Regions from separate parts of the Homo sapiens genome. Here regions 2 and 3 are each linked to region 1. The links are chromatin loops, found by intact Hi-C in ENCODE. Cell type or tissue: endothelial cell of umbilical vein. All regions are shown on one strand.

Evidence for each region. A loop is a pair of places that touch in the nucleus more often than their neighbours do. Peaks named below come from ENCODE experiments on the same cell type or tissue, not always from the same donor. Only the 100,000 strongest peaks of a DNase experiment are listed, where the experiment ranks them.
Region 2: a loop joins it to region 1, with 7 times the contacts of the local background. A loop is called at or near these places in 5 of 110 quality-filtered maps.
Region 3: it touches region 1 in a loop (4-fold over the local background); 32 of 110 quality-filtered maps call a loop at or near these places.

Annotation. Positions count from the first base shown.
Region 1 is chr12:32,451,765-32,459,764 of GRCh38, forward strand. All of the region lies in intron 1 of FGD4 (FYVE, RhoGEF and PH domain containing 4), which reads left to right. Among named protein-coding and RNA genes, the nearest start is that of FGD4, 56 kb to the left of the region's middle. RefSeq lists an enhancer at 1,345-2,134. In endothelial cell of umbilical vein, a CTCF peak has its summit at 3,956 (motif pointing right); DNase peaks (open chromatin) are centred at 297, 3,307, 4,027, 5,707 and 1 weaker place; H3K4me3 peaks cover 174 bases; H3K27ac peaks cover 6,031 bases.
Region 2 is chr12:32,583,427-32,591,426 of GRCh38, forward strand. All of the region lies in intron 4 of FGD4 (FYVE, RhoGEF and PH domain containing 4), which reads left to right. Among named protein-coding and RNA genes, the nearest start is that of DNM1L, 92 kb to the right of the region's middle. In endothelial cell of umbilical vein, no CTCF peak of the experiment used is centred here; DNase peaks (open chromatin) are centred at 305 and 3,115; H3K27ac peaks cover 1,507 bases.
Region 3 is chr12:32,530,016-32,538,015 of GRCh38, forward strand. The region is part of intron 1 of FGD4 (FYVE, RhoGEF and PH domain containing 4); the gene reads left to right. Among named protein-coding and RNA genes, the nearest start is that of FGD4, 130 kb to the left of the region's middle. In endothelial cell of umbilical vein, no CTCF peak of the experiment used is centred here; DNase peaks (open chromatin) are centred at 4,186, 5,416, 5,906 and 6,096; H3K4me3 peaks cover 1,745 bases; H3K27ac peaks cover 3,866 bases.

The DNA of each region.
Region 1 (8,000 bases):
GGGTATAGTGGCAGTGCTGAGATCACTCCATTGCACTCCAGCCTGGGCAACAAAAGCGAAACTCCATCTCAAAAAAAAAAAAAAAAAAAAAAAAAAAAAAGTAAGTTACTACTTAAGATCATGCTGATATTCTAAAGATAACAATAACAGAGTTTCCTACCTGCCCGAGCTATGTTCCCGTGGAGATCCTTCTTCAAAAACAAGTCACTTTGTTGGACAATAGAACTTCCTGAATGTTTTTTATTCTATGCGCTTACCCTAATTTATAGGAAGCTACGTAAATGTGGACACTCTGTGAACAATTGTTTAATGACTCCCAAGGTTCTGACTGATTAAAAAGCATGCTGACTTTAAAGTTCTTTTTCTTCTTTACATTTCCTTTTGTTAAGTCTATTCTACTGAAGTAACTCTTCTGGAAGCCATCCTGTTTCACTATTATTTTTCAGTGATTTGGGAAACAGTTGTATAGGAAAAAAATTTATGTCTTTGCCTGTGGTACATAGAAATTTTTGTGGAATTCTCATTGCCAGTAAGTACCAGACAGAATTCAGATATCATCTCTCAATCGTAATGAATCTAGTGGTCAGTGTTGCAGCCATCAGTGGGCAGATAACTGTTCCTCCAAAAGCAAGTTAATGCATTCATTTGTCTATGAATGAATTTTTGATAGACAATATTTAAATATTGGTAGACAAGTAGGAAGCTACTGAAGAAGTGATTAATCTGAGTGTAGGTATATCAATTTGTAAATGCAGTTACACTGCAAAGTAATACAACTGGCTGAATTGGTTAGATTTACACAAAAAGTAAAGCTTCAGTGATCACATGGTAGGTGAATGATTTTATTTGAGCATTCTCCTTGCTTTGAATTCTAGTCTACTGTTGTCCTTTGAACCCTATGACTCTTAATAGCCAAGAGTGTATTATGGTAAAGAATAAGTGGGGCGCAGTGGCTCACGTCTGTAATCCCAGCACTTTGGGAGGCCGAAGCAGGAAGATCATGTGAGTGAGCCCAGGAGTTCAAGACCAGCCTGGGCAACATACAGATACTCTGTCTCTTCAAGAAATGAAAAAATTAGCTGGGCATGGTGGTGCATGCCTCTAGTCCCAGTTACTCAGCAGGCTGAGGTGGGAGATGGCTTGAGCCTAGCAGGTCGAGGGTGCAATGAGCAGTGATTGTGCCACTGCACTCCAGCCTGGGCAACAGAGTGAGATTCTGTCTCAAAAAATGAGAATGCACTAGATACACAATTTTATTGAACTTTCTATTATAGAAAATTTCAAACTTATGCAAAGTAAAGACTAGTATGACCCCCATTTACCCATCATCCAGCTTTGATAATTATTAACACATCCAAATAGTTTTATGTAATAAAGATTTATAAAACGTGTGTGTGTATATATATCTATATTATATATATATTTTATATATATATTATATATATATATATATATAATATAGATATATATATATTTTTTTTTTTTTAAATGTAGAGCCTCACTCTGTTGCCCAGGCTGGAGCAGAGTGGCACAGTCTTGGCTCACTGCAGACTCCACCTCCTGGGTTTAAGCAATTCTTGTGTCTCAGCCTCCCGAGTAGCTGGGATCACAGGTATGCGCCATCATGCCTGACTAATTTTTGTATTTTTAGTAGAGATGGGGTTTTGCCATGTTGGCCAGACTGGTGTCGAACTCCTGGCCTCAAGTGATCCACCTGCCTCGGCATCCCAAAGTGCTGGGATTACAGGTGTGAGCCACTGCACCCAGCCTAGGATCTCTTAATTTATCATTAGTCCTGGATAAGAACTCCAGTTTGGCTGATAAATTTTGTGTGCTCATCCTACAGAGAAGCAAAATGGTGTTCAGACAGATAATTAACTTGCCCAACTTGCTTAGAAGAAGCCTAACTTGGGCTCATTGTTTCAGGCTTTCAAAAACTTTTTTCTATAATTATTATCATACTTTATTTTTTAGATTTTCATTTATCTCATTCTTTAGATTGAGGAGGGAAGGCTCACACCTGTTGTATTTACTAATCCACACCCAGTACCTAACTGAACAACTGATGTATAGAGTTCATTAAATATTTGTTGAATGAATGGATCAAAACTATCTTTATATTAGGAGTCTGATTTGCATCTAAAAATATTTTAGGTGGTGTTATTTATTTCCTTCTCATCAAGAATAATTCCACGGTTTTCTTTGTAAGTGGACTCTTGCCACCAGGGAAAGATTGTGGACTCGATTTCTGTGAGTGTTTAGCTGTTAATAAAAAGCCCCAACTGAAGATAAAATGTGAAATGATTAAAAAAAAAAAGGTTTATTTCCTAACCTGGTAGCCAGTTATTAAATTCCTGATAGCATTGAGGAGAAATAGGCACACTGATAACGAGACATGAGAGACAAGTTCTCTGTGTTCCAGGAGCAGAGCAATGTTCTTTTCTCTAACATTCACACTGGATGAGTAATATGGGAGTGACTTGAAGGAATGAGCATTTGTACCGCATGCAAGGGTTTTTACTCTTTCTAGTACCTTCATTAAGGGATTAGCCTTTCGTTCTTTGAAATGCAAAATCTCAGTTGCCCAAAAAGCAGAGTGGAAATGAGCAGCATCCTCTCTTCCTTAAGAGAAGTGGTCTTTCTTCTGTCACTTAAGACATTTTCCTATAGTTGAGGATTTTATAGCAAAGAGAATTTTTTAAACCAAGTTACTGGTTAAAAACTTTTTGTTGTTGTTGTTGGTCTTAATTTCATAGGCACATAGGTTAGGGCCAATCACTAGTCTTTTCTAAGCTTTTATTTTTTAAAAATCGCTAATGCTTTAAAATACTGTCAATGTGATAGGTCCCAGCTGCTGATTCCTTCATACTAAATGATTGTTTTAAGTAAGTTTTGATTCCTGTTTGTCTTTGATTGTAGTAGTTTTGTTTTACTTTTAAAAATTAAATTCAATAGGATCATAAAGCATGCTTTTGACCAAATATTTTGCTGGTATCTTAAATTGACCGCAGTACAATTTAGAGTCTCAGAACATTTTCTTTTAAGTTGCCTTTTTTCATCCTCAGTGTTCTTGTTCTGACAGTGTATCCTGTGATTTTTAAATTTTTCTTCCTTTCTGGGTGAAGTGACAGAATTTTAAAGTGTTTTTTGAAACATCTGGTGATCTAAATACAGTTTGGGGGAGCTTTGACCTACTTAGAATGGTTCTTTGTGCCAGAGAGCATGTTTATTCCCAAGGTAACTCTGCTATGGAATTGCCCATGTGAATGCATTGAGACTTGCAACTTGCCAGATCTTTTATTATACAAACACAATGAAGCAGCAGGCAGCCAAGAAGAAACGAGGAAGATTGCATTGTTCTTGTACTTCCTTGAATTAAGAAGTTTATTCATCTCAGTATTTTCTACAAATTTCTTTGACAATAACATTGTGAATGAGGATTTAGCAGCAACAGTTGATTGCATGTGTGTTCATTGTCAGTATGTTTGCTCTATTGAAACACCTTTATGCATTTTGTTCAGTAGATTATACTTATACATAAAATTTTTTATTTATATTTAGAGCCTTTTTAGACATATGGCTGTATCATGAAGTATAGTAGTATATTCCTTTTAGATAGTTTATTTTAAAATACCAGGATAATTGTATTTAAACATATAGTATAGATTTTGGAATATTATATTCCATTTCTGTGATAGCAGAATATCTATGCCATTTCTTTTATCTCCTCAAGGTTGGATCATTTGCAGTAGACTTTCCCTAATCAGTTCAGTATTTTAACGTACAAAGGTATTTACCCAAAAACTAGAAAATAGAGTCCCTTAAGATAATAAGCAGGACATGTTCTGTGCAGCTTTTATGAAGACTCAAATTTGAGGGTATGTGATTTTTGTTAAAATTAAAGACTTTTTGTGAAATAGAGGTGTTTTTATGTACCTTTGGCCTCTAGGAGGCAGCATGATCTAGTCTAAGATTTCTGTATCCTGAATCAGGAAACTTAGTCCTCTGTCATTTTAAGAACTTCCATGTATGAAAATATTTGCCTTCTGAATCATAAAGTTATGCTATAAATGAATTAAATAATAGCAGATAGTCACAGAGTTCTAGACTAGATTGTTATCCTGTTATTTTCTTTGTGAATACTTAAAAAGCAAAAGGAATTATTGTGATTGCTGTAGTAGTAGCATAACAATAGAAAAAGTAATCATTTCAGTGGACGAGTGCACTTTCAGTTTGCAGACCACTAGTCTCCATCCAACCTTCTCAGCTGTTGTGTAAAACCCTGCAAGCATTACTGTCATTAACAGCTGAAGATATCTTTTTCTAGCTGATGTTTTTGCTAAAATAGTATGTCAAGTGTTTATTTAAAGATAACTTCAATAAAATCTTGGCAAATATTATAGCTCTCCTATAGTTATTACTAAAAGCTATCTAAAATTGCTTGAAATTCAGGAGATACCTTGTGCCCATTTTTTCACTGTAATAGTGTATACTTTTGCTATGTGATTAGAATGTACCCATGTGACTATTGCCATAATTTGTGGCTGCAGGGGAACAGAGACTAGGCATGTATTTGTAAGGGGACAGTGGATGAACAGTTACCCTTTAGTCAATCTATTTTTCTTTACTTCTTTCTGTTTTCATAGCACCTGAGTAATTTCTATTTAGTGGCTCACATGAGACTACTGTAGTAAAAGGATACTACCCCTTGGTTGTTGGAATTGCCAGCTTTGGGAGAATTTATTCTGCTCAAAACTCAAAGATAGGTTCAGAAAGCAAAGTAACTCGTGGGAGGATTTATCCATAATCTTATTAATGAGATTGATGCTGCCAAATATTATCATTAATTTAATTTTGGATCTGTTTTGATCAAAATGTTATAAAGTTCAGGTCATGCCCTCATGCCCTAGAATGTACTTAATCTAGAAATACTTGACCAAAGTAGTCAAAAGCTATACTGAAAGAATTGATAAATGTTTAGAAAAATTAGAGCTGCTGTATATTTCTAAATAATTCCAGTAGATCCTCTTCCACAAAAAGATGCAGTCCTTTTTAAAGGAACAAATAACCTGCCGTTTTCTTGTTTGAGTGGTCTGTGACTTCCATCTCCCCTTTTGTATTTGAAACATAAAGGTCTTCAGTCAGCTAATGAGCTGGGCTTCTTTTGCTTTTTCTGTAAATGCTTATTTGAATGTGCATTGTTTCTGTGTTGACAGGATGATATTTGGGACAAAATGAAAATGCGAGAACAGGAACTGGTGTATCCTATTCTAAGCTCTGTAATGAGCAGGAGTGGACTTGATGAAGGGATTGAGTTATTTGAAAACCTCTAGATTTTAAAAAGCAGAATAAGGCTTCTATCCTCAGTTTTTTATTTATTTCTACATTATGTCATTAGAAAGTTTCTTATAAGCAAATACATAATTTCTACCAAGAAAAACAGTGAAGTTTTAAGTATTCCATTTTAACATTGTTTATAATTTTTTTTTTAACTAGAAATCAGAGATACATATGTGAGACATTTTATAGTTTAGCATAAGTGTGCCTTGGCTTGTTTTTGTCCATTAACTTAGTTCAGGACTGTAACACTTGAAATAATAATGCCTAAAGATGTCATGATCTTAAGACGAGGAACTGTAGTTACTAGATTTTCCTTACTATTTACCACTGTGTTTATTTTGGAACTAGCTTATCTTATGCATGCCACAAGTATATGTCACAAATACACTGCAGTGTGCAAGGAAAATTTTAATATCTAATTGCTAGGGTCTTTTGCAAGAAAAGACAGTTTGTCCTTGGTTTATTAAATTAGTATGGAATAACATGTACTGTTAACAGTGTTTATTGAGCTTCTGAGATGTCTTCAGTGGACTCAGAATACAAGGATTGCTTTCTGTGGGTGTGTGTAAATGTGTAAATAAATGTTTACTGGACTCTTACTAAAATGATCAGTTTATCAGGTACTATTAAAAATATTACATGGTTATTTGTGCCTGGAACAGTATGTAGCATATAAAAATAGAATGCAAATTGCAGTGGAAACCAGAAACAGAGTCCCTAGGGCTGAAAGGGACCTTGGAGAGTATCTGGTGCCTTGATCTTCTAGCTCTGCTCTAAGGAGCTTGGGTGTGGAGTTCTGCTACTGAAATTAAATAATTAAATAATTAATAATTAATGACAGGATTGTTTTCTTTTAATTAGGTAACATAATTTCCTCATTTATGATTTTTCACTTTTTTTTTTTAATTTTCATTATTTTCTACCATTTCTCTGCTTGGGAGTACGAGCCTGAATTCAAAGTGAAATAACAGGTACAAATGAATACAGATTAAGAGGGAAACCTCAAACAGCCAATTTTTTTTGTAGCCTTGTATGCTGGTAGCTGTGATTTTTTCTTTGTTTTTCTTTTTTTTTTTCCTATTTGAGACAAGGTCTCATTCTGTTGCCTAGGCTGAAGTTCAGTACTGTGATCATTGCTCACTGCAGTCTTGACCTCCCTGGGCTCAGGTGATCTTCCCACCTCAGCCTCCTGAGTAATTGGGACTACAAGTGTACGCCACCATGCTCATTTTTGTGTCTTTTGTGTTTTTTTTGTAGAGACAGGATTTTGCCATGTTGCCCAGGCTGCTCTTGAACTGGGCTGAAGTGATCCTCCTGCCTTGGCCTCCCAAAGTGCTGAGATTACAGGCCTGAGCCAACGTGCCCAGGCTGATTTTTTAAATTTCTAATATATATAATATGGTTGAATTTTCCATTCATAAGATATCCCCTGTGTGTGATAGAACTGAACTTAGCTGGTAAATCAATATTTTATTTTATCCCACTGAAACGTGTTATGCAAAGATCATCGTTTGTTAATTTCAAGTGCTCCATCGCCCATAACAATTATTGGAACTAGTGATTTGGTCCAGTAATCTCTTTTACTAATTAGGCCCAGAGAGATTGACTTTCTTAAGGTTACTTGACAAATTAGTGATAGGGTCCAGGTTGTATTCTGTGGCTTATAACTTTACATTCATTGTTCTAGATTTAACAGCAATACTTCACGGGTACAACTGAATTTGGAGGGAGTTTTTGTTTTAGGAAGCATTCACCCATTCTGTAGGGATACAATCCTCATTTTTACCAAAGAGGAAACAGGCTCATAGAGTTTAAAGGATTTGCCTAAAGTTTTTCTAAAGTTTCTCCAATAGTTAGAAAAGAAGCCAGGTCTTTTCATTGGAATTATCAATCCTTTCCTCATGTAACTGGCTATTGGTAGGAGGAAAATTATCAACAGGAGTGATGATACCTTCAGAAATCTCTTGAGTCAACAACTTATTAGAATTAATAATTTTGAAGTATTTAGACAGCAGGAAGAGTTGGGCCAGCAAAGATTATTAATTTGGTTGGCAAATTGTGTTTATTTGGGATGTTTGACACTGCTTTTTTTTTTTTTTTTTTTTGAGACAGAGTCTCTCGCTCTATCACCCAGGCTGGAATCCATCGATACACTCTCTGCTCACTGCAACCTCCACCTCCCAGGTTCAAGCGATTCTCATGCCTCAGCCTCCCAACTAGCTGGGGTTACAGGTGTGCGCCACCACGCCTGGCTAATTTTTGTATTTTTAGTAGAGATGGGGTCTTGCCATGTTGGCCAGGCTGGTCTCTAACTCATGGCCTCAAGTGATCCACCACCTTGACCTCCCAAAGCGCTGGGATTATAGGCATGAGCTACTGTGTCTGGCCAGACACTGCTATTTATAAGGATCATAAAATGTAAATTTAAGGCACTCAAAGATGCTTCTGCATTTGGATTTATCTCCTTCAAAAATAAAGATTTGATTCTTTTGTGCTATTCCTGAAATAAAAATACAAATAAAATAAAAACTTAAAAAAGATTTGAAAAAGAAATGTATTTAAAAATCTAAAAGTGTTTACAAGTAGATTTTCTTTTTTTTTTTTCTAAATTTCTAGACAGGGCCTCACTCTGTTGTCCAGTCTGGAGTGCATGGCATGAT
Region 2 (8,000 bases), 130 kb after region 1:
CGCTGTTTTTTGAATAATAGCTCACAACCCTCATGCTGTGACTCCCAGGCTAGTGTTGTGTCCCTGAAGCAACACATCACAAACTTAAATGGCTAAATGCAAGAAATGTCAATAAATGAAGCAGCCATGGGTAATAAGCTGGTGGGATTGTTGAGAACTGGACATTTCTGTCCTTTCTAAAGAAGAAAGTGATTTGATGAACTGCCTGGATGGGGTTTCTGCTCATATGCACAATGTCAGCTAAGAAAGAGCTGATTTGCTGGTGAAACATATACTGACTCTGAAGCAGACAAAGTTTAAAGAAAAAAGTGGGTGGGAGAAAGTGAGTCATACTTGGTAACATTATCTGAAACAGTAAAGAAACAGGACATTGCAAAGTGAATCCCTATGCCTCAATACAATGATAGATTTTTAGTTTATTTGTTCGTGAACCATGATGGAAGGAAGAGAAGGTTATAGAACCAAGAAAATCTTTTGCCACTGTTGGGATGATGCCTCCAACAAGTATATATAAAATAGTAAGAGCTGTTCTTACAAAGAAAAATATTCTAATTGGTGATGATGCCTATGGTTGTTGGATGGTACTTTTTCTTCCCTTCACATATTATTATGGATGCATTTTCTTAGATGAATCTTACCTCTTTGGGAGAGATTTTATAGAATTTTCCTATTAAACTAGTGAAACATAGAATAGTACTACTGGCCTTTCTCCTGAATGGGCCTTTACACAGTGGATGGCACATGCTGTATGTGGGAAGAAAAAGCAAATTTTCTCTGCAGAGCGGTTGATGCGAACACCACATCTCTCCTGTTAAAATGGAATGTTAGGATTTCATAAGTGTGCTGCGGCAGTGTGTTCACCTTTGCTGCACTGATGTTTGTTATGTTGCCTTTCCTTGTTCCTAAATGCAAACATACATCTCAGTAGTGTTAAGATGGTAAATCTTATTAGGTATATTTTACCACAATTAAGAAAAAGAAATTAATAAAAATGTCAATGGTAATATAGTGGACCACACAATTAGAACAAAGAAATCTCAATTCTACTTCTGGCTTGTCTATTAACTAGCAGTATGAGCTTGAACAAGTCAATAATTCTTTGTGTGTTTAGTGAAAGCATCTAAACTGTATATAATCTTAAGGCCCTATCTTCATGTTGTAACCCCCCCCTCCCAAAAAAAAAGAAAAATCTTAAGGCCCATTTCAGTGATTATATATTAATTCTGTTATGCTGTGATATAGGTATATTCCCTTGTTAGCATAGCACACCAGATTATCAGCTGCTGCTTAAGCTGTCCAATGTGTTGAACTTCTAAGATATAATGGAATATTTTTAATTTCAATATGCAGACAACTGAAAAACTTTAATCTTCCTGGAAGTGGAAATAGATACTTACTTCAGAATAGTCTTAAATGTGTTTCATTTAAGCTGTGTTAGATTTGATGGGCATTTCCCAAATGCCCATAGGAGTGGGAAAATGAAGGGATAGGGAATGAAAGAAAGGAGAGCAGCCGGGTGCGGTGGCTCACACCTGTGTAATCCCAGCACTTTGGAAGGCCGAGGTGGGTGGATTGCTTGAGTCCAGGAGTTGGAGACCAACCTGAGCAACGTGGCAAAACCCCATCTCTACTAAAAATACAAAAAATTAGCTGGTGTGGTGTCATGCACCACCAGCTACTCAGGAGGCTGAGGTGGGAAGATCGCTTGAGCCTGGGAGGCAGAGGTTGCAGTGAGCTGAGATCCCACCACAGCGCTCCAGGCTAGGTGACAGAGTGAGACCCTGTCTCAAAAATTTTATATATATATATATATATATATATATATATATATGTATATCTTAAAGGCAACTTTTCTTTATTCACTTAGAACTGAACGGTGAACTCAGAAAATTCTTTTTTGTGGCTACTCAGTTTACTAGGTTCATAATATAAGAAAGAAAAATGTGAAAAAAATTGAACTGTTCAATTAAAAAATTCAGTGTGCCAGTCTCACTCTCCTGGGCACCAGCAACATAGAAATGGACTAGACAAGCCCTATCAACAAAGCCTCAGTCTGCTGAGGGGTGAGAGACATACACAAATTGACATAATATGATACAGTAAGTGCTTTGGAAATACAGATGACTGGGCCAGGTGCAGTGGCTCACACTTGCTATCCCAGCACTTTGGGAGGCTACGGCAGAGGATCTCTCGAGTCCAGGAGTTTGAGACCAACCTGGGCAACGGGCAAAACCCCATCTCTACAAAAAATTTAAAAGTTCGCTGGGTGCGGTGGCACTTGCCTGTAGTCCCAGCTACTCGGGAGGCTTAGGTGGGAGGATTGCTTGAACCCAGAAGGTCGAGGCAGCAGTGAGCTATGATCCTGCTACTTCACTCTCACCTGGGCCACAGAGCTGAGACCTTGTCTCAAAAAAAAAAAAAAAAAAAAAAAAAAGGGAAATGCAGATGAAGGAGCAGTTGTGCCCCAGGAGTACTAGTTGAGGGCCAGGCTGCTGAGAAGCAGTTGAAGTAGCCTTGAAGCAAGGATGGGAGATTGCTGGGTGAGATCAAAGATACGCTGGGATGGGGGTGAGTGAAAGTGTGAGCAATGAGTAGAGGCAAGATTGTAGATGCTGCATTTGGAGGAATATTTCTGACTGCATAATCAGAGGTCAGAATGGCTAGAGAAATTAATACAGAGGTACAAGGCTAGATTTAGAAGAGTAAGCTAAGAACAGACTGCAATGGGCTTTTGAATGCCTGTTAAGAATATACATATTTTTTTCCTGAAAACATTAGAGACTTTTAAAAGTTTGGAAGTTTAAAAAGTTTAAAAATCTTAAAAGGTTTTTAAAACCTTTTAAGTTGCTAAAAGTTTACAATTTTCATTGAAAAAGAAGAAAATTGGCAAAGCACAGAAAATACACACAAAAACCACACCCATAATTCTACCAGTGAGAATTGCTTAGATATTTGATATTCTAGCTTGTTTTTCTGAGCTGTTTGAAAAAACATACTTGATCGCATAATGTATGGTCACTCTGTATCCTGTTTTGTTGGGTTATACATAGGTATTTCCCCCATATGAATTCAAACTTTCCATAAGCCTAATATTATCTGGCCTCAGAAACAATTAAAGCATGGAAGTGACATGATGACACATGTGTGGGTTTTTGAAAAATGAGTCAGATGAAAGGGAAAACAGATGGAGCAGGGCACGTGGTTAGGAAGCAACTGTACTAGTCCAGGTGTGAGATGAAGGGGGCCTGGATGAAGCAGAGGGTGAGAGACAAGGAAGATTCTGAGGACCTTGTGGCTAGATGTGGGGGTTAAGTCAGGTTCAACTCCTAGGCTGGATGAATTGGCAGATGGCACATGAACTACAAGAGAATGGAAGGCAGAACCTATTTTGTGGGCAAAAAATAAATTACATTTTGCAATACTGAATTGAGGGGCTTCTTGGAAGTCCAGGTGTAGATGTCTTACAAAAATAGAATATTCTGGGCTGGGTGCAGTGGCTCACCCCTGTAATCCCAGCACTTTGGGAGGCCAAGGTAGGGGGATCACCTGAGGTCAGGAGTTCGAGACCAGCCTGGCCAGTATGGTGAAACCCCATCTCTACTAAAAATACAAAAATTAGCTGGGCGCAGTAGCAAGCACCTGTAGTCCCAGCTACTAGCAGGCTGAGGCAGGCGAATTGCTTGAATTCTGGATGTGGAGGTTGCAGTGAGCCTAGGTCGCACCATTGCACTCCAGCCTGGATGACAGGGTGAGACTCTCTCAAAAAAAAAAAAAAAAAAAAAAAAATTCTGGAAGCATTACGATTTATTGGTTTAGGCATGAAGGCTTTGGAATGAAAATACCTGAGTTCAAATCCCAGCCCCGTCACTTACTAGCTAGGTGACCACTGACACATCACTTTTTTTGTAATTAAAAAATTTTAATGGCTATTGCTTATTTTTTATTCTGTATTTATTTATTTATTTATTTATTTTGAGACAGGGTCTCGGTCTGTTGCCCAGGCTGCCAGGCTGGAGTGCGGTGACGCTATCTCGGCTCACTACAACCTCCACGTCCTAGGTTCAAGCAATTCTCCTGCCTCAGCCTCCTGAGTACCTGGGACTACAGGCATGCACCATCACGCCTGGCTAATTTTTGTATTTTTTGTAGAGATAGGTTTTCACCATGTTGCCCAGGCTGGTCTTGAACTCCTGAGCTCAAGTGATCCACCCGCCTCAGCCTCCCAAAGTGCTGACAGGTGTGAGCCACTGTGCCTGGCCAGACACATCACTTTAACAAACTCTCCAGGCCATGGCTTCCTGACATGTTGAAATCATTGAGATGACAGGAAGGAAAGTAATGGTGTGGGTTTGAGAGAAGGAAGTAGAGTTGCTAATTAGGTTAGTTTTGTACTCTTATACTAAGTTTATGGTTCCTGCAAAACATCCATTTGGAGATATTAATTAAGCAAGTGGAACTGTGGATCCAGAGCCCAGGAAAGAGGGTAAGAATGTTAAGAGGATGGTGCATGAGGGTGTGATTAACATTGCCAAAGCAGAATGTGTAGGAACAGGAAATGGGCCAAGAGTTGAGCCATGAAGCACAAACAATAGAAAAGGATGTTTAATAAATTGTCCAAGAGGAGAAAGAAGAGAGAACAGTGTTTTGGAACCACAGGGATGGAGGGGAATGGGGTAGGGGTGCAGGCATATTGGAAAGCTTTAAGGAAAAAAGCATGGTCAGCATTTAGAATATGGAACTAGGAGTTAACTTGGAGACCTAGCCTTTAGTAGGCCTTGATAGCTAACTAGCTGTATACTAGTATATAACTTGGTGAACTTGAGTAATTGAACAAAGTTGAGCAAATGTATATTGCACATAGGCTATGGGCAAGGCACCGCAGTAAATACAAAGAAGAAACTTACAGTTGAGATGGAGAGTTAAGACAACAAATGACCATTACTCAAGATATCCTGAAGTAAAGGGAAAAGGCCTCACTGATAAAGCTAAGGTTTACATCATGGCTATTAGTGTGAATTCACTGTTGTTAGCAGAAACGGAGAAGTCATGGAGAATCTAGGACGGACTGAGGGACCACAGCACGGAGGTAGCTTGCAGGCTTGGTGATTGAAGTGTCGATTTGGGCAGTCCTCTGCCAAGACCAGCAAGAAGTCCTCCAGGTGCAAGACTTGGAGCTTGGAGAAGGTGCTGTTGTGGCAACAGTGACCATGATTCTGAGAGCATCGGGCAAAGACTATAGAGCCAATCAGAAGTCTTCCCAGCATTGCTGAGTGGCCTGGAATTCAAGAAAGAGAAAAAGCAAACTTGGAGTGGGAATTAGCCAGGATCAGCAAGTCAGCAGTGCCAAGAGAACAAAGGATGGGGTTTAACAGAACGTTGAGTTGAACCAGGAGAATTGGGAAAGATCAGGTGCTTAGAGGTCACAGCGTGTAGAAAGACCCAGTTTAGTTGAGTGTGAGAGAAATGGAAAGCTAAAATCTTGCTTTATATGGGGTTAAAAACAAATTAAAAAGCCAGATACCTAACCTAGTGGTCAGGAACACAGACTCAAGAGCCAGGTCCTCTAGATTTGAATCCCACTCAGCTACTTACTAGCTCTGTGACCTTGAGCAGATTACTTCAACCTCCCTGTGCCTCAGTTTCCTCATCTGTAAAATGGAGATAACATATCTACCTTGTAACATTATGAGGTATAGATCATGTACTAGTTGTAAAGTACTTTAGAACAGTGCCTTGGCATATAAAAGCTATGTGTTTATTAATTAAACATCCTGTTTCCTCACTTGTGAATCAAGATCAATAGACTCAAAGCCTAATATGTCATTTAATAGATCCAAATTTCAACACATTCTGCCAGGTTAATACCAGCACCTCTCTTTCGGTTCTCCCACTGTAGGATACACAGAGAAGTTTGCATACCACCTCTTTTTTAACTTAGGGTTCCTGTATTTTGTTTCTCCTGCCTGAGGACTGTTGGTTATTACCACATGATGTACTCTCATTAGTGTATACAAGGTTCTGACTTAACAGAATTAACATAAAGCGTTTATAAATGACTGAGATACTTTGATGACTAAGTCTTTAGACAGGTTAATTCAGTTATTTAATGTGTATACATATTCAGTTTTTCTTGGTGCCTGTTCTTTAATTTCTATAAAACTCAAAGGACTCTTTAGTGTAACTTACACTACATAGATTATAAGAAGACCAAAGTTGTTCTCTCTTCACCACCACTTACTTCCTGTCTGATCTTGTGCAAGTAACCAAACTTTTTTTCTTTGTGCAACCTCTGTTTCCCCCTCCTCCCCATGTCACGAAAGAACGTAATTGAAACCTTCAGATTAAAAGCTCTCACTTTTAACTCTCCTTGAACCCAGGAGGCAGAGGTTGCAGTGAGCTGAGATTGTGCCATTAACTCTCACTCATTGTTCTCCCCTCTTATTTCAAGTTTTGAATTGGATAGTGTGGAAGACCTAAGTTTGGGAAAATATTGGTGGTAAGTCACAAGTAGGCCTGGACTACTTCTTGAAGCTTCTTGAAGGATCATGCCGAGCTGACAGCCTGTTGATGCTTATGACACTATATTATAAAGCAAGGAATGCCGGGCGCGGTGGCTTATGCCTGAAATCCCAGCACTTTGGGAGGCCGAGACAGGTGGATCACCTGAGGTCAGGAGTTCTAGACCAGCCTGGCCAACATGGTGAAACCTCGTCTCTACTAAAAATACAAAAATTAGCTGGGTATGGTGGCAGGCGCCTATAATCCCAGCTACTCAGTGGGTGCTGAGGCAGGAGAATCACTTGAACCCGAGAGGCAGAGTTTGCAGTGAGCCGAGATCGCGCCATCGCACTCCAGCCTGGGGGACAAGAGTGAGACTTCATCTAAAAAAAAAAAAAAAAAAAAAGCAAGGAATGATATATGCATATCATAAGTGGGTGTTCTCTCTCTCTCTCTCTTTTTAATAATGTGAGCCTAGTGATAAATTCCCTACTGTTAACAAATAGTTCTTGAGACCTCATGACCCTTTTGATGGCATTTATGACATGATCTTATTTGACCATGAAACCTGTGTTTTATTCCTCTACCTCCTGGTTTTCTTGTTCCCCAAATCCAGAGGGATTTCTCCTCATGCAAAAGGCTGTAGCAGAGCACAAGTTGGTTTTCACAGACCCGGGTTTGAATCCTGGCTCATTCGCTTACTAGCTGTATGACTTTGGGCAAGTTACTTAACCTCATGATGGCACAGCTTCCTCATCTATAAAATGAGAGTGATAATACTCCTGCTTCACAGATGGATTAGGATTACAAGAGATAACTCATGTGCAGTACATAGAATAGTGCACGTAGTAAGTATTCATTAAATAGTGGTGGTTGTCACCATCTCTCACTTGTGATAGCTTCCTTGATTTCCCAGCTCCTTAGTTTCATGATAAAGAATCTGCAGAACTTTGGAATATCACAGAACAAAGATGTCTAATACAAGTAATAGGTTAGACCAATTATGTGACATTCAAATGTCCTTGTGATCTAATTTTAATTTAACAGCCTGCAGCCCCAATGAAGGCTTCAGTTTGTGACAAGACATATAAAATGACATATCAAAGTGTTGATGCATCTGATAAATTGTGGTACAAAATCAAATATTCATTCCCTAAGTTGACTCAACTTCTTTACCAGAGAATGGGCTTTAGGGACCACAGAGATGTATGTACCTGTACAAAGGGTACCCACTCTCTTTCCATAGAAGAATATAATTATCTAACTGACAGCAGATTTGAATAGAAACTTCCCATGATTAAGAAATATTCATTCATGTCCTATAAAAACCTGATAATTTACTTAGGTCATTTACGTACATTTTGTTTTGACTATAACCTCTAATAAGTAGATAGGAAAAGCTGCAAAACCTTTTAGTAGCTTTTGGTATATGTTTTTAGGAAAATTCTTCCTACCTAAAATGAAATCACATATGAGAACATGTGCTGAAGAGTCATAAAGAA
Region 3 (8,000 bases), 78 kb after region 1:
TATTCACTTCTTTATTTTTAAACATTGTAGATATATAGGTTTTAATCCAGGAAGTGCAGGTTGCCTATAAAATTCTTGATTTCAGATCATTTCCATGGAAAATGGTAAGCTGTTGAATATAATATAGGTAGGCTTTTATTTTAAAATTTAATATAATAAAAAACATTATTATGAAATATCATGTGGGCTGGGCATGGTGGCTCATGCCTGTAATCACAGCACTTTGGGAGGCTGAGGCAGGCAGATCACTCAATGTCAGAAGTTTGAGACCAGACTGGCCAACATGGTGAAACCCTGTCTCTACTAAAAAAACGAAAATTAGCCAGGCCTGGTGGCACGTGTCTATAATTCCAGCTACTAGAGAAGCTGAGCCATGAGAATTGCTTGAACCCAGGAGGCGGAGGTTGCAGTGAGCTGAGATCGCACCACTGCACTCCAACCTGGGTGACAGAGACTCCATCTCAAAAAAAGAAATATCACGTGAATGTTTGGCAGAAGTTGGTAAGTTTCTTATTCAGTGCAATGTGTATCAAAATAACATTGCTACAAGGAGGGAGAGGTGAAAGGGCTGGATGATAGCCACTAAGTCTTCAGAGCTGGAGGTATTTTATGAATAGCTGTGAGTTCAGTGGCATGGATTTTAGGTGTTTTTCAAGACTGATATCTATGACAACCTTAAAATCACTAAACATATTTATTTAATAGATCCCTTTTGATATGGTATCATAAACTTCAGCTTTTACAAATGGATAATGTATGGGGAATTAATTAGATCACTTTTAATAAATTTGCCAAGTTTTTTGTAAATCACAGAAAATGGATTAGTGATTATCTCTACTGTTGACAATGAGGAGCATAGTGGATATACCAAAAATTATTTAGGGTTGAGTTTACACTATCTATGACAATCAGTTTCCTAGCTTTGGTTTTTTTTTTTTTTTTTTTTTTTTTTTTTGAGACAGAGCCTTGCTCTGTCGCCAGGCTGGAGTGCAGTGGTGCGATCGCGGCTCACTGCAACCTCTGCCTTTTGGGTTCAAGCGATTCTCCTGCCTCAGTCTCCCAAGTAGCTGGGACTACAGGCGCGTGCCACCATGCCCAGCTAATTTTTGTATTTTTAGTAGAGACAGGGTTTCACCACGTTGGCCAGATGGTCTCGATCTCTTGACCTCATGATCCGCCCGCCTCGGCCTCCCAAAGTGCTGGGATTATAGCTGTGAGCCACTCCACCCGGCCCTCCTAGCCTCTTTTTTAATGAATAAATTGCTTTTATTTGCTTCTAAATTTTTTAAAATTAAAAGATAATTTACATACATTAAAATTCAACCTCTTTAGGGTACAATTCTGAGTTTTGACAAATGCACGCAGTCATATAACCACCACCACCACAATGAAGATACAGAACAGTCCCTTTAGTTCCAAAATTCTGTCATGCCGTTTTATGAAAAGTCAGTTCCCTTACCACCAGCCCTGGCAACCTTGGATCTGTTTACTATTCCTGTAAGTTTGTCTTTTCCAGAGTGTCTCATTTTATCACATATGTGTAGCCCTTTACGTTGGCTTCTTTCTAATGCACATGCAGGTATCTTTGTTCATCCCTTGTTATTGCTGTGTGGTATGCCATTGTGTGGATGTACCACAGTTTGTTTCCCATTCACTACTTGAAGAACAAGTGGGTATTTCTAGTTTTGGATGATTATGAATAAAGGCTCTGTAAACATTTTTTGTCAATGTAAATCCTCCTTTTACTTAGGTTAAGTACCTAAGAGTTAGGATTGCTGGCTCATAGGATAAGTGCATTCCCACCTGATGAGAAACTGCTATTGCTCCTATTGGGTAGCCTAGAATTTAGTGTTAAGTTTGTGGTAGATGCTGCAGATTATTACAGATTGTCCACTTGTGGGCAATTGAGAGTCAATCATAATTGTTATATTTTATTTTAGTTATCACTTTCTCCTGCAAACCATGTTTTGATTTTTGGCTTTCATCTATAAAGATTAAAAGTGAATACAGTAGTGTCCCTTTATCCACAGGGGATGTATTTCAAGACCCTAGTGGATGCCTGAAACTGCATATAGTACTGAACAGTATATATACTATGTTTTCTCCTTTACATCCATAGCTATGATAAAGTTTAATTTATAAATTAGTCACAGTAAGAGATTAACAGCAATAGCAATAAAATAGAACAATTATAACAATATACTGTAATAAAGATTATGTGAATGTGGTATCTCTCTCAAAATATTATATGTAATATTTTCAGACTGAAGTTGATCACAGGTAAAGGGTGACTGCTATACCATTATATCTTAATTTGTTGTACAACAGTGAATTTAATATCTTAATGGTTATCACTGTACTAGCATGAGTGATCAAGATTTTTGACCTCCTAAACTTAGTTTTCTCTTCTGCAAAATGGTGATAAATTAACACTACCTTACAGAGTGATATTCTTCTGTAAGATGGTGATAAATTATTACCCTGCAATAAGGACTTTATGAAATTCTACATGGAAAATGCTTAACATAGCAATGGGCAGAGAGCACATGTTAGCTTTTTTTTTTTTTAAAGTGTTTGTTTTAATACCAAACCTGAGATTACAATTTAAACATTGCTATCAAAGCTCAGGAAGTACAGACAGACGTTGGGGCATTTTTGTGACAGGGAAGTATTCTGGTTTTTACATTACTGAAATTTGCTAAGGCTAAGTGGTCTTGGAACCAAACCTAAACAGATTCTCTGCCACAGTGAAATTTTAACACATATGGGTGGAGTTTGCAAAGGAGTTAAAAACAATTCAGGTTTCTTCTCTTTGACTTTTTTCTCCATGTACTATTACCCTATTCTGTATCAGATTAATTGTAAAGCTTATTTATTTATGCCTTATATACACATTTCTGTTATTAAAAAAGTACCACTTTCATTAGAATGATTGACAACCTTTGTGTCCTGATGGGGAGCTTGTGTTGAAGTGGGAGAACAAACCCCTCACACCTCATCCTCAGCACTGTATTGGCTCCTGCCTGACATCCATCAGCTCCTAGCAGGTGTGCAATTTAGCAAGTCCTTTAATCCTCCCTAACCCAGCAATTCACTGCCCCAGTGGTTCTCAAAGTGTGATTCCTGGAGTGAAGGCCCAGGTCAGCAGTGTCACTGTCACCTGGGAGCTTGTTAGAAATGCAAATTATGTGGCCCCACCATGCACTGAATCTGACTTTGATAGGGCACTCAGTGATGTATGTCTTGATAACCCAGTAGGTGATTCAAGTGCACACTAGAGAGAGGGAACTACTGTGTCTGGACACAAAGAGGAGGGGGTTGGAGAGGTTATTTTCCCCAGTGAGGGAGAATGTCTGTAACCTGTTAACTCATTATGATTTTATAAATATTTTAATCTGACATTTTCTTTTGTTTGTTTGTTTGTTTTTGAGATGGAGTCTCACTCTGTCACCGAGGCTGGAGTGCAGCGGCGCAATCTCAGCTCACTGCAACCTCTGCCTCCTGGGTTCAAGCGATTCTCCTGCCTCAGCCTCCTGAGTAGCTGGGATTACAGGTGCATGCCACCACACCCGGCTAATTGTTGTATTTTTAGTAGAGATGGATTTCACCATGTTGGCCAGGCTGGTTTCGAACTCCTGACCTCAGGTGATCCACCCACCTCGGCGTGCCAAAGTGCTGAGATTACAGGCGTTAGCCGCCGCGCCTGGCTTTAATCTGACATTTTCTGATTTTTCAAGGCCATGAGAAATTACTAATGTACTTATAAAGACAGATAAAAATGAGTAATAAATATTTTACCAGTTAAACTATGTTTTGAAATAACATATACGACTTGTTTTCCTTAGGAAATTTGTATGTAGTATTTATTAATTCTGTATTATTTAGTCACTGAAATCAATGAGCTATGCTGGAAAGGAAAACATAAATGGGATATTTGAGGTCATTCAAAATGAGATTTTAACATCTTAAGCTTGTGAATCATGAATCTGTAACCAACATCTTTGGTCCAGGGCAGGAGCCCTGTTAAAATAGAAACAAACTGTTTTCCCATTAGCTTTTTTAGAGCATTACTAATAGTTAAGGCATTAGTCCATTTAGAAATCGCCCTATTCCCAGCTGTACTTTGAATGCTTTTAAAGGTTCCATGTGCCTCAGTTGTTTACTTTACTTTGATAAATAGAAGTCTCTCTGTGCTCATACACTCCCTCTCATGCAATGTACTGCAGCAGTCCGTCCTCTGGGGAGGTGTGGCATGTTTTGCATAAGGTCGTCCTTGGGCAGTAAGTTCGAAGAATGCACTGAAGTCATAGTGCATTGGTCTGAGCTCCTGGCAGATCCTGTGTAATCTTCAGCCTCCCTGAAGCTTTACAGCCAGGAGTGAGATTTTATCACATGAACTTTAAAAGAGTAAAGCCAAATATCTTTTTATTAAACCAGAGTAGATTAATTATCAGTATATGTGAAATCATGTCCACTGATCAAGGTAAGTGGTTTCATTTTCTAGTAGATATATTTTTTTCTTCCCCAGCGTGGGTCACTTTATAACACTGCATGCCGAGGGATGTAAAAGTGGCAGAGTTTGGTTTTCTTTTAAAGTTAATAAAGCTCACATTGGTTTTCAAGTTCAAGATTAAAATATGTGCTATTGATGGGTTTTGGCTCTCCAGGAGGCTTCTTCTGGGCTAACCAGATACAAATGAGTTTGATAGTTAAGTTTCTCTGGCTTATTTTTATTATCATAAGTAAAGTTTGGAAATTTGGTCATTGAGGGGAGAAATATAGAGAAAGAAAGGAACAGTTTTCTCTTTTTCCTCCCATTTCTGGTGTGAACAAATGTTAAGAAATATTTACCACTAATCATTTTTCTAGTGCTACTGCACGGAGCATTGTTCTGTTAAAACAAACAAAAATTCCCACCATCCCAGTCTTGTTTTGGTGAAGTTCAGGGGAGTAAGTATTATTTGTTTTTCTGTAAAAGACAACATTGTAGAGATAGGCATGAGTTTGTTTTTTAAAAATTGTTAGTGGTAGTAGTATTAAGCCACTGTGGTCTCTTTGAGTGTTGTAGAGAGCATATTAATGAGAAATTGAGTCTTTGAAATAGAAATGTAATTCAACTGTGTGATAGAAATGTAATCATGTGACGGGAAATGTCTGCTAAAAATATTTTTAATCACTGAAATGGGTTCATTTTGTTTATTTTCCCATTCGTTTTTGACTGGATATAAGCCTCACTGAAAAATGTCCACACTGCTGAACAAGATAAACTACAACTTAGAACCGGCAGCCTTCACAGTTACCAGTATTCTTTCTGATGGTGGTGTGGCTCTTTCCTTCCTTAAGTGTCAGGGGCATACGCTGAGTGTGGAAGCCCAAGGTTGGGGTTGGTGACAGCACTGCCTCAGGAGAGCTGAGGCGCCACTCCTGCAGCTGCACAGCTGGCTCCGTTCCCAGGTTCTAGTAGCTGCGGGAGGGTTAAGCAGCCCAGTCCATGCCTGCCCCTGCTCCCTCCATCACTCAGGCAGAAGCCTGAATTCTTTTGCAGGCGTTCCACCACTCTTGCATAAAGTTTGGAGGTCTTGTGATCTCTCCAAAATTTACCATCATACTCTAAATATGAAATTAAAAAAAAAAAAAGAAATGCAGCAAAAGGGAAGTGTTTTCTCACCCCAAGCAGTGAAGTTTTAGGTTCTCTTTTTCCTGAAATAGCTTCTGTCCATTCTCATTTATCTTCAAACAGTTAGAGATGATTGGAGAGACAGTATTCCCTCCTGGAAGGCAGCTCTTAATTAGAGAGGAAAATATTTCTAGAACAGGAAGATGAAGCTTGAGAGGTGAATGTTGATAAACATAGAGAACTTGTTGGCTCTTGTTTTCTGCTTTAATGGACAGCACCCTTTAGAGAGTGGCCACTACAACAATATGGACTTTATAAGTTCCTTTTTAGGTTTTTAAACTGAGAAGACAGTAATATAGCACTTCCTGCCTACACTACTGGATAATTTTGTTAAATCATCTAAGAAAAATTGTAAATATGCATATTTAGTGCACATGTTATTTTATAACAGTTTTTTTTTTTTAATGACCTGAAAAAACTTCTCTTTCTAAAGCTTACGCTTTCAGGCAAACTCCTTTCACATGAAAGAAATGAAATATGATAGAGTATGATGAATGACTCAATAGGAAATATTATGCAGTTCTTTGGAAGAATGATAACTTGGTGTTCCTTTAATAAACATCCAAATGTACATGTAACCTAAACTGCAAACTAGGATTAAGATTTAAATTTAATCAGTTCTTCTTAGATACTAGAATAGACTTGAGGAGGTCAAGAGTAGATAGGAGACTCCTGGAATAATCCAGGGAAAAGTTGAAGTCATTTATTTCAAAAATAAAAAGGTATTTTCTTAGATGTTTTGTGGACCATCCCTGCCCACTTCCTGAGCCACCTTCTGATAACCTTTACTGTAGGCACCTGTTTTCTTTATAAAATAACAAGCTAATTTTTATTGGCTAAAGTACATTTGTAAATGTCTTCACCCTGGTTTGTGTGTGTTCTCTGATTTATCTCCCACCACAGCACCTGCTAAGCTCTGGCTAGAACAGATCCTTCCATTTTTATTCCCTGGCGAATTGACACAAGTTAGTTGGTTATACGTTGAAGCAGGCAGAAGGAAAACACTTAGGAGAAGAAAAATAGTGTTAATCGTAGAATTTGGTCATTCTACATGGTGGTTATTATAATAAAACTTGGCCTGGGGAAAATGAGTCTTTCACCCTCTTAGAGAATAAGTACACACAAATACATTTTTAAAACATTTAAACAAACAAACAAAAAAGACTGTGTCACTGTGGTCTTGTCTTTTCCATGCCATTATAAAGCAGTTATTTCTTTTTTTTCTCTCTCTCTTTTCTTTTTTTTTTTTGAGACAGAGTCTCGCTCTGTCACCCAGGCTGGAGTGCAGTGGCGCTAAGCTCCACCTCCGGGGTTCACACCATTCTCCTGCCTCAGCCTCCCGAGTAGCTGGGACTACAGGCACCCGCCACCATGCCCGGCTAATTTTTTGCATTTTTAGTAGAGACAGGGTTTCACCGTGTTAGCCAGGATGGTCTCAATCTCCTGATCTCATTATCCGCCCACCTCGGCCTCCCAAAGTGCTGGGATTACAGGCGTGAGCCACCACGCCTGGCCATAAAGCAGTTATTATTTCTTATGCTTAGTCCCAAAAACCTAGTCTTCCTTGAGTCATTTTTCTCTTATGTACAATCTGGCAACAAATCTTGCTTCAAGATATATCAAACTGACTATGTCTTATTGCCTCTACTGTTACTTGCCCTGCTTTAGGTTACACACAGCTTTCCCCTGGATTGCTTCTACTAGCCTCCTATCTACCCTTGACCTCCTGGAGTCCATTGTCTACCTAACAGCCTGTGTGCACCTCTAAAAACGGAGGGCAGATAATTGCCACTTCTCTGCTCGCAGTCCTTCAGTGAATTCCCATCTCTTTCAAAGGAAATCCCCTGTTCTTTCAATGATGTGCAAGGCCCTACCTTCTCTAGCCCCTATCCCTATCCCTACCCCTTAACTTTCTGACCTCAGCATCAAATATGCTCCCTAGTCTATCCATGTTGTCTTCCTTATTTCTCTTTGAACATATCAACTGTGCTTCTACCTTAGGATTTTTGTAGTTTTACACTTTGCTTGGAATGCTAATCCTCAAAATATGTTATGCCTTATTCCCTTCATGTCTACTCAGCTAGCAGAGTATTAGTGAGACCTCCTTGTCCTCCCTGTATATAGGATATAATAATAGCCTCTCACCTAATAGCACGCCTGTTCCTTCACCCAGCTTTACTTTCGTTATAGCAGTTTTTTTGTTTGTTTGTTTTGTTTTGTTTTGAGACAGAGTCTTTCTGTCATCCAGGCTGGAGTGCAGTGGCGCAGTCTTGGCTCACTGCAACCTCTGCCTCTCAGGCTGAAACGATCCTCCCACCTCAGC